Linked DNA regions of Homo sapiens: region 2 is linked to region 1. A link is an interaction called in ENCODE POLR2A ChIA-PET data of the cell type or tissue named here. Cell type or tissue: MCF 10A. All regions are shown on one strand.

Evidence for each region. Peaks named below come from ENCODE experiments on the same cell type or tissue, not always from the same donor. Only the 100,000 strongest peaks of a DNase experiment are listed, where the experiment ranks them.
Region 2: POLR2A ChIA-PET joins it to region 1 with 16 read pairs; 12 of 35 experiments call an interaction of 5 or more read pairs at or near these places.

The regions. Positions count from the first base shown.
Region 1 is chr1:153,668,152-153,673,151 of GRCh38, forward strand. ILF2 (interleukin enhancer binding factor 2) reads right to left here and starts at 2,842. Exons shown (of 14, transcript NM_004515.4): 1 at 2,767-2,842; 2 at 2,020-2,079; 3 at 1,685-1,727; 4 at 302-406. The coding sequence starts at 2,771. TRX-CAT1-1 (tRNA-iMet (anticodon CAT) 1-1) reads left to right here and starts at 3,099; the gene lies at 3,099-3,170. RefSeq lists a silencer at 2,862-3,241 and enhancers at 3,282-3,421, 3,972-4,051, 4,062-4,111. In MCF 10A, CTCF peaks have their summits at 3,041 (motif pointing right) and 4,007; a DNase peak (open chromatin) is centred at 2,890.
Region 2 is chr1:153,961,115-153,966,114 of GRCh38, forward strand. SLC39A1 (solute carrier family 39 member 1) reads right to left here and starts at 2,423. Exons shown (of 4, transcript NM_001271958.2): 1 at 2,381-2,423; 2 at 1,415-1,633; 3 at 1,106-1,236. The coding sequence starts at 1,601. It overlaps MIR6737 (microRNA 6737), which reads right to left and starts at 1,306; the gene lies at 1,237-1,306. RefSeq lists enhancers at 1,707-2,661, 1,990-2,059, 2,011-3,210, 2,100-2,159, 2,310-2,479 and 1 more. In MCF 10A, no CTCF peak of the experiment used is centred here; DNase peaks (open chromatin) are centred at 1,077, 1,767 and 2,527.

The sequences.
Region 1 (5,000 bases):
TAATCCCTTCCATACAAGCTGACTCAATACTGACATAGGGCTTTAAAAACACTTCATTCTGGCCTTGAATATATGGGAAGAGAACAACTCTTTGTCCCCAGTAAAAATAAGAATGCATATGTAATTTGTTTATATATCCACCTGGCTATCTCCACCCACAATGAGAAATAAGGAGAACAATTAAACCCTTTGTGGATTTCAGGCTCTGTTAACACCATTCTTAACCTTACCAACAGTTACTCTTTACCAATACTTTTAACTGCTTTAGAGACATTTCTGGAAGACAGCCAAAAGAACATACCTGTTCAGCAGAATTGGGAGCCAGGTCCTGATTCCTCTTCAGCAAGGCCTCACTGAAGGAAGTTTCATCAGGTGCTGGCTTGACCCGGGGAAAGGCCATTTCACACTAAACCAGAAGTAAACAACTACATTCTATTTGCCGAAGATAATATACAGGAGAGATTGTTTTTTCTATTACTACGACAGAAAAAGGTTAAAAACAGAAAATTCTACACTTGTTTTTACTGCTTAATTTGTTCAATTAGCTGGGCGTGGTGGCTCACACCTGTAATCCCAGCTACTTGGGAGGCTGAGGTGATAGCTGGGCGTGGTGGCTCACACCTGTAATCCCAGCTACTTGGGAGGCTGAGGTGAGAGAATCCCTTGAACACAGGAAGCGAGGTTGCAGTGAGCCAAGATCGCGCCATTGCAACTCCAGCCTGGGCAACAGAGTGAGACCCTGCCTCAAAAAAAAAAATTTATTCAAAGGCCAGGCACAGTGGGTCACGCACACCTGTAATCCCAGCACCGTGGGAGGCTGAGGTGGGCAGATCACTTGAGGTCAGGAGTTCAAGATCAGCCTGGGCAACATGGTGAAACCCCGTCTCTACTAAACAGACATACAAAAATTAGCTGGGCATGGTGGCAGGTGCCTGTAATCCCAACTACTCAGGAGGCTGAGGCAGGAGAATCGTTTGAACCCTGGAGGCAGAGGTCCTGATTCCTCTGCCTCCCAGGTTCAGTGCAGTGAGCCAAGATTGCACCACTGCACTCCAGCCTGGGTGACAGAGTGAGACTGTCTCAAAAAAAATAAAAAGTTCAAACAAGGATAAAAGCTGGAATAGCCATAATTTAAGCTATCACTATCTTTATAGTAACAGATATACCATAAATACAATTACTTGTTCAGAACAAAGATTATAATCATGTTTAATGCCAACAGTAGCCAAGGAATTATTCTCCCCACCATGCTTACACTGTTTCTGTATGTAAAGCAACACACAGTTGACTCAAAACCCCAAATCTTTTCACAAATCACTTTCCCTCCCTATTTCAACCATCTTTTTTTTTTTGTAGTGGTGCCATCTTGGTTCACTGCAACCTCCGCGTCCCGGGTTCAAGCAATTCTCCTGCTTCAGCCTCCCAAGTAGCTGGGATTAGACACATGCCCAGCCAACTTTTTTATTTTTAGTAGAGACGGGGTTTCACCATATTGGCCAGGCTAGTCTCAAACTCCTGACCTTCAGGTAATCCATCTGCCTCGGCCTCCCAAAGTGCTGAGATTACAGGCGTGAGGCACTGTGTCTGCCCTCTTCAACCACCATCTAACTTCATTAACTGGGAGATACTGGGCTCCATTTCAACAGTGACCAGAAAATGTGTATCATTAACCCAAGGTACTCACCAAATAGAAGTCAAATGGGATATGTGGTACAAAGGGCCTGAACCTAAAACATGAAAAACAGCCAAATTATTCCCTAGGTAGGAATCAAGCGAGATGTAAATAACACGCCAACAATTTTGAAAACATGTCAGTCCTCAGAATGAGTGACAAAGTCTCCGGGGAGGGAAAGAATCATTCTTAGCATAGTGGGGCCAAATTCATTTAACAGGAGTGCAGGAAAAGACCACAGTTGGCTCTCGCAAAACCAAGTGACATTAGTCTACTCTAAAACTCCTATTTAGATGACAAGCAGAAACTAACAACCAAGTGCAGAGATGCTAAAAGCTGGTACTCACCCTCCTCCTGGGCCTCCTCTGGAACCAAAGCGCCCACCACGACCACGGCCTCTGTCACCCCTAGAAATGCAGATTTTATTTTGACCTCATTGAAGGAATACCCACCGGCCATATCATCTTAGGTTGGCTACTTTCATCCCTCGGAACCTCCCAACGGTAGGCAAGAGACCCCACTCACACTTACACTTGTCCCCATTCCAAATGGTGCCCAGTTACACCCCCATAACCTCCTCTAAGTTAATCCAACCCCCATCAAGTAATGATGGGGCTCAGTGAGCCCTACACTTAATAACCCATAATCCTGGGCCACACGAATCCTAATACTTCGGAGGCTAAAGATTGCTCATTTCTTCACTAAGGTACACATTTATCGGGCGTGTCCTAATGTCAAGGCCTTCGCACTGAGGATGAATGCGGCTCGCTCCAGCATTCTCAGCCCGGATGACGGGGGCGGGGGAAAGGTGGGGAGCTCCTCCAGGGGCTTGAGGACACCCCCTCATCGCAACCCTTCAGAGACAAAGGTGTCGAACCCCCCTCCCCACTCCTGGGCCCGAACCCCATCCCGGGCCCAAGTTTCCCCGCCTCTACCGGCCTCCATCTCTCCCACTATCCTAGACCAGGAGTTCTCAGGTTTTTGGCCAGCCCCCGGATACATGGCCCTTTCTGATACTCCGACTTCTTTCGGCCCACGTTCACAAAGTTTTCCGTCGAATACCTGAAACCTTTCGACCGCTTCGACCCACTTACCTCATGGCGCCTTAAAACACGAACAATGGAGGCCGCACCAACCGCCCCTTCCTCTGAGTAGCAGACAACTGAAGAGGCGTCTTGCCGGCGTGTCCCAATAAAACCCGGTGCGATTGGCTCCCGCCTTACCCCATCGCTTATGCCTATTGGCTTACTTTGTCAAACCGGGCTTATGAACCAATAAAAAACGCCTACTGTGTCAGGAACTAGCCAATAAGAACTGGTTCTATAGTAATGACGAATTTTTGATCAGACATTAGGTGGCACTAAAGAAGTCAGGACAACGACTACGTAGTGTTCTATAACAATCATGAGAAATTTTAGTTCTAGATAGCAGAGTGGCGCAGCGGAAGCGTGCTGGGCCCATAACCCAGAGGTCGATGGATCGAAACCATCCTCTGCTATCGGAGTTTTTTCATTGCCCTGTACGGCATACGTAATCTACGTTTCTTTAGTGAAGGAAAATATCTTGCCAATTTTCCTACCTCAAAAATGCAACCAATATCAGCTATTTTTGCCACTAGCAGTTGAAGTTGATGGGGAAAAGGGAGTTTAGGCAACTATGAACACTGCACGTCTACAAACTCGAAGCAGGAGAAACAGGTTTTAGATAGGAGAGGAGTATATTGATTGAATTAGTGTGGAAAACATGGTTTTCCATGTCCATGGAAACAGGTGATCCACCCGCCTCAGCTTCCGAAAGTGCTGGGATTACCGGCGTGAGCCACAGCGCCCAGCTTGGTTACATAAATTCTTTAGTGGTGATTTGTGAGATTTTGGTGCACTCATCACCCGAGCAGTATACACTGAACCCAACTTGTAGACTTTTATCCCTCACCTACCTCCCTTCCATAAGTACTTTTTCGATATTTAATTTACTACAGCAGAACGTAAACATCTTAAGTCTAAACGTATTCTGGCCACGTAACCACCATCCAGATTAAAATAAATATTATTAATTTTTAAAAAACAAGCAAACAAAAAGCGGACCGAGTGCGGTGGCTTGTGGCCACCCAGCACTGTGGGAGGCCGAGACGGGTGGATCACCCGAGGTCAGGAGTTCGAGATCAGCCTGGCCAACATGGTGAAACTCCGTCTCTACTAAAAATACAAAAATTAGCCGGCGTGCTGGCGGGCGCCTGTAATTCCAGTTACTCAGGAGGCTGAGGCAGGAGAATCTCTTGAATCCGGGAGGCGGAGGTTGCAGTGAGCTGAGATGGCGCCACTGCACCCCAGCCTGGGCGATAGAGGGAGACTCCGTTTAAAAAAAAAAAAATCTTACTTGAGGTTTGTTGAGCTTCTTGAATCAATGGCTTCAGGTTTGTCGTCCATTTATTAAATTTATCAGCTATTATCTCTTCAAGTATTAGTTTTACCTATTATTTCCCTCGTTCCTGAACTCCAAATAAAGACGGGTTAGACTTTTCCCCCAGTAATCTCTTTGTCTCTTACCCTCTCTTCTATTATTTCATTTTATTTAGACACAGGGTCTCACTCTGTTGCCCAGGCTGGAGTGCAGTGGTGCACCATCATAGCTCACTGCAGCCTCAACCTCCTGGCCTCAAGAGACTCTCCCATTTCGGCCTCCCTAGTAGTTGGGACTACTCAAAGGCACAGGCCACACCACTCCGAGCTAATTTTATTTTTTTTTTTGAGATGGAGTCTCCCAGGCTGCAGTGCAGTGGCGCTATTTCAGCTCACTGCAACCTCCGCCTCCCCGGTTCAAGCGATTCTCCTGCCTCAGCCTCCCGAGTAGCTGGGACTACAGGCGCCCGCCACCACGCCCAGCTAATTTTTTTTTTTTTGTATTTTTAGTAGAGACGGGGTTTCGCGGTGTTAGCGAGGATGGTCACCATCTCTTGATCTAGTGATCTGCCCGCCTCGGCCTCCCAAAGTGCTGGGATTACAGACGTGAGCCACCATGCCCGGCCCTGCCCAGCTAATTTTTGTATTTTTAGTAGACATGGGGTTTCACCATGTTGGCCAGACTGGTCTCAAACTCCTGACCTCAGGTGATCCTCCTGCCTCTGTCTCCTAAAGTGCTGGGATTACAGGTGTGAGCCACCTCCTTTGGCCCCGGGCTTACTTATTTATTTATTTTTGTAGAGATGGGGTACTTTATATGTTGTCAAGGCTAGTCTTTGTTTTGTTTTTGTTTTTGTTTTTGTTTTTGTTTTTGTTTTTGTTTTTTTTGAGACAGAGTTTCGCTCTTGTTGCCCAGGCTGGAGTGCAAT
Region 2 (5,000 bases), 290 kb after region 1:
AAAATACAAAAATTGGCAGGGTGTGGTGGTGGATGCCTGTAATCCCAGCTACTCAGGAGTCTGAGCCAGGAGAATCACTTGAACCCAGGAGCCAGAGATTGCAGTGAGTCGAGATTGTGCCACTGCACTCCAGCCTGGGCAACAGAGCAAGACTCTTTCTCAAAAACAAAACAAAACAAAAACAAACAAACAAAAACATTTTGGGCCAGATAATTCTTTGTCATGGGAGCTGTCTTGTGCACTGTAGATTGTTTAACAGCATTTCTGATCTCTACTTACCAGATGCCAATAGCAGGCACAATGTTCCCTCCATCCCCCTCCCCATTGTGACAACTAAAAATATCCCCAGACATTACCAAATGTTTCCTGAGGGGCAAAGCCACACTCCTAGTTGAGAGTCACTGATGTAGACATACATGAAAAGGTCACACATTGCCCATCTCCCCAAATACTCATACATAGAGCCACATATCACAGGACATTCAGGCTTATACGCAGTCACACGGAAACACAGGTCACTCAGTCACAGACACACAAAGGGATACATCCAGTGTTACTTCCTCAGTTTTAGAGGAAAAAAGGAAAGAGCCCAGGATGACTTTCCTGCCCCACTATCCAACGGCCTCAGTTTTTCCTATAATAAACCAAGTCCTATGCCGTGGACTTGATCATTCCTCACAGCCCACTTCCTTGGGCCAAAGCCTAAAAAGGTTAGCAACACCAAGACCCAGGGAATCGCTTCCTATCCTTCTCAGGCCTACAGAGACCTCTATCTCCAGCCCTTTAGGAAAGTGGTGAGAGAGTGAAGATGATTCTTGGAGCACTTGCTGGTAGCTAGAACTGAGAACCCATAGAGCAAGTCACACACCTGAGAAAAAGTGTCTTACTGTCTCAACGGGAATGTAGGGGTCACACAGGGAATGGGGAAGGGGGAGGGAACACATAGAAAGAATTATGCCCCATAACCAAAAATCACAATTCATACCACATGCCAAAAGTCTTCCACACAGTCATGGAGTGGCACATGAATCAATCTCCACAAACCAACACTCCCAGAGGTGTGTGATTCCCCTCCCGCAAGTCACATGCCCAGGCCAGTGCTCACCGTCACGTGCAAGGCTGCCAGGGCCTCATCTATGGCAGCCAGGTAGTCAGGCAGCAGGTCCAGGAGACAAGTGGCCAAAAAGACGCCCCCCGCGAAACAGCTTACTAGGCTCAGGGCTTTCTGGCGGGAAGCTGGGTAGGGGTGAAGCACAGAGGGGAATAAGCAAACAAACCCCCTCCAGGGCCGACCACCCCAACCCAAACAATGGCTACCCTTGCCTTTCCCTCCTCCTTTGGTCACTCCCCGCCAGCCCCAGAGCCCTCCCTAAGCCAAGCATTCATAGCAGTGTGGGGAAAAGGAGAGGCTTACCTGAGCCTTCATGGTTAGCTCCTGGCCGGCGCAGCACACAGATGGGCACCAGGCTGCAGAGGAGGGTGAGCACCAGCAGCAGCACCAGGGCCCCCAACTTCACCTCCAGCCCCACAGGCACTGGAGGCTCTGAAGCTACCGCCTCGGGGCGCCACACCAGGAGCTCTGGCTCTCCCCAGGGCCCCATGATGCTTCTGGTAGCTCCAGTGACTCTCAGACCTAGGAAGACAGACCAGAGTGGTTGGGAAAAATCATGCAAAGGAAGATGGGGCAAGGAATGGGGAAGCTTGGTCAGCAGAGTGCAGCTCCCTGGCCCCAGCCACTTTGTGACCTTCCCCTACCCAGGGTGACTCATCTACTCCTGTACCAGGAACATTCCTCTCTTCTCACACTTTCTTTCCCAAGTGACTTATTCAGGGAGACTGCACGGGGGAAACCGAGGCATGAGAAAGGCTGTATGGATATCTCATCACCCTTTCACCTGGTGCCCCCAGAAAACTAGGAAACTAGGAGCCGCCTCCAAATAGGACCTGGAGCTGGAGTTCCCCTAAGGAATGTAGAGGCCGGGTCCCCAACTCCCGAACGGAGTGGGTGAAGCCAAAAAGGCTAGGGCTGTGCAGAGATGTCTTGGGTAGCTTCGTGGGCCACCTGGACAGGGTAAGTTTGGGTGCTGGATCGCTCCATCGTTCCCCTTTTCCCAGCGCAGAGAACAAGCGCTTCAGGCCCCAGGATGGGACCTAGAGGCAGATGGCCAAAGAGAGGGGCCCTAAGAGTCTGCGGTCCCGGGACGGACTGAGGCGACACTGAGGGCGGTGCCTGAAAGTCCGGGCTCCAGGAGGCGGGGTGCGAGGCCGCCAAGCGTCGCGGGAAGCAGATGAAGAATGCGTGAGCTGGGACTCCTGTTCCCGGGCCCGGGGAGGCCTGGGCAGCCGACATGGACCCCGCTGCCAGACAGCCCGCACTCACCTCGCGAGGGTCTCACTACATGGTCTCCGCGCGCTTCCGGCCTAGAGTCGGGAATTCCCGCCCCCTCCCATAGCTCCCCCCTCCCCCACAGGAGCCGCGTACCCACGACCGACTGCCAATGGCAGCACCGAGTGGGCGGGGACAGACCGGGAGTGACGTCAGTTAGGAGCAATCAGAGATCGGGAGCGGGAGCGGGCGGAGCAGGCGACCTGAGGAGAGTGAGCGAGAGCAAGAGCGGATATTAGGAAAAGGACCTCGGGGCTGGGGCCCTGGGGCGCATCTGTGGAGGACTGAGGGGCCGGAGCGGGCCAGTCAACAAAGGCTTTGATTATATGGATATTTTTAAAAGAGGGAGACCCCGCATTGTCAAGTCTTCCGGCCCACATCTGAAAACATCTTCCTGGCCTTGGGCCAAAGTCTCATCTGTCCCTCAGAAGGCTCTGACACCTCGTCAGTGCCTCTTGGCGCCCAAGGGAAAGCATTCCCCTCTTGGGACCAACTTCCTTGACTGCTTTCCCTCACCAGCACCCACAACAAGGAAAAAGACAAGGCAGAATTGGAAAGGGGGGAAAGCAAAGAGAGGGTATGTCTTGAAAATCATCCCTTCTCGACTACTTATGGCACTCAGTGCAGCCTCCGCCTTCTCCAGGTGGGTGGGGACGTGGTGGGACCGGAATGCGGGGTGCTGAAGCCGCGCCCAGGGAAGAGCCCCCAGCGCATTCCAGGATATCTGCGTACCGCGCCTGCGGGCGTCTGGCCGGTTCTCCCACCTGATTTCCAGCCCAGCTCCCGCCACCCTCGCCGGTCGGTTTGCTGTTTGCTGTTCCTTGAATGCCCCAAGGTAGTTGTTTCAGCTCAGGACTTTCACCGTTTCCTCAACCTGGATTCTTGTGGCCCACAACTCTGTGCCTTGAGAATCCTCTTCTAGCCTCAAGGGACGGTAAGACAAAAGAAAATTTAAAAAGGGGGCTCAGCTGTTCTTTTATGCAAAGGTGAAAAAAGCTTCATTGCCTAAAGAAGGGACAGATGGGATCTTGCTTCCTACAGGAAAATTAATTTTAAAAAAGAAAAAAAAAAGGGGGGACAGTGTAATGCTTCTCACAAGGCTCCAGAAACGAAGCCCAGTAATTCCTTAAGTAAAAGAGGAATGTGAAGACTTCTTAAGGGGCCGGGCGCGGTGGTTCACGCCTGTAATCCAAGCACTTTGGAAGGCCGAGGATGAATCACCTGAGGACAGAAGTTCAAGACCAGCCTGGTCAACATGGTGAAACCCCGTCTCTACTAAATATACAAAAATTAGCCGGGCGTGGTGGCGGGGGCCTGTAATCCCAGCTACTCGGGAGGCCGAGGCAGGAGAATCGCTTGAACCCGGGAGCCGGAAATTGCAGTGAGCCGAGATCGCGCCATTGCGCTCCAGCCTGGGCAACAACAGCGAAACTTCGTCTCAAAAAAAAAAATTATTCGTAATTGGTAACATTAACAAGGAATTATGACTGGGGGGGTCAGGAAACCTGGATTCTGGTCCAAGTTCTACCTTTATAGTTGTCAAATATATATATTTGTTTATTTATACACATACATATGTCATATATGATTAATAATTGTATATATTTATGGTGTACAACATGATGTTTTGAAATATATGTACATTGGGCCGGGCGCGGTGGCTCACGCCTGTAATCCCAGCACTTTGGGAAGCCGAGGCGGGCAGATGACGAGGTCAGGAGTTGGAGACCAGCCTGCTCAACATGGTGAAACCCTGTCTCTACTAAAAATACAAAAATTAGCCAGGCGTGGTGGCGCATGCCTATGATCCCAGCTACTCAGGAGGCTGAGGCAGGAGAATCGCTTGAACCGGGGAGGCGGAGGTTGCAGTGAGCCAAGATCACACCTCTGCACTCCAGCCTGGACGACACAGCGAGACTCCGTCTCAAAAAAAAAGAAAAAAGAAAAGAAATATATGTACATTGCAGAATGGGTAAATCAAGCTAATTAACATATGCATTACTTCACATATTTATTTGTGATGAGAACATTTAAAATCTCTTGGCAACTTTATTTCTTTTCTTTTTCCTTCCTTCCTTCCTTTCTTCTTTCCTCCTTTCTTTCTTGACAGAGTCTTGCTGTGTTGCCCAGGCTGGAATGCAGTGGCATGCTCTTGGCTCACTACAACTTCTGCCTCCCAGGTTTCAAGCAATTCTCCCGCCTCGGCCTCCCGAGTAGCTGGGATTACAGGCGCCCGCCACCACGCCCGGCTAATTTTTGTATTTTTAGTAGAGACGGGATTTCACCATGTTGACCAGGCTGGTCTTGAACTCCTGACCTCAGGTGATCCACCCGCTTCAGCCTCCCAAAGTGCTGGGACTGCAGGTGTGAGCCACCACACCCGGCCCAATAGATCTCCTCAATTTTACCTTACCTTGATGTATGATTTTAGGCAAGTCAGTTTTCCTCACCAGAGTTTGATAAATCAGGGGCAAGGAGGAAGTTAAACAAGCAGATGACTGCAGAGGGTCCTTCCAGTTCTAACATCAACGGAAGCTAACTACATTCCCCACTCAAATCATCTCTGCACATACAGCCCGCAGGAAGCCCTTTGAAATGTATTTAACCACCTTTC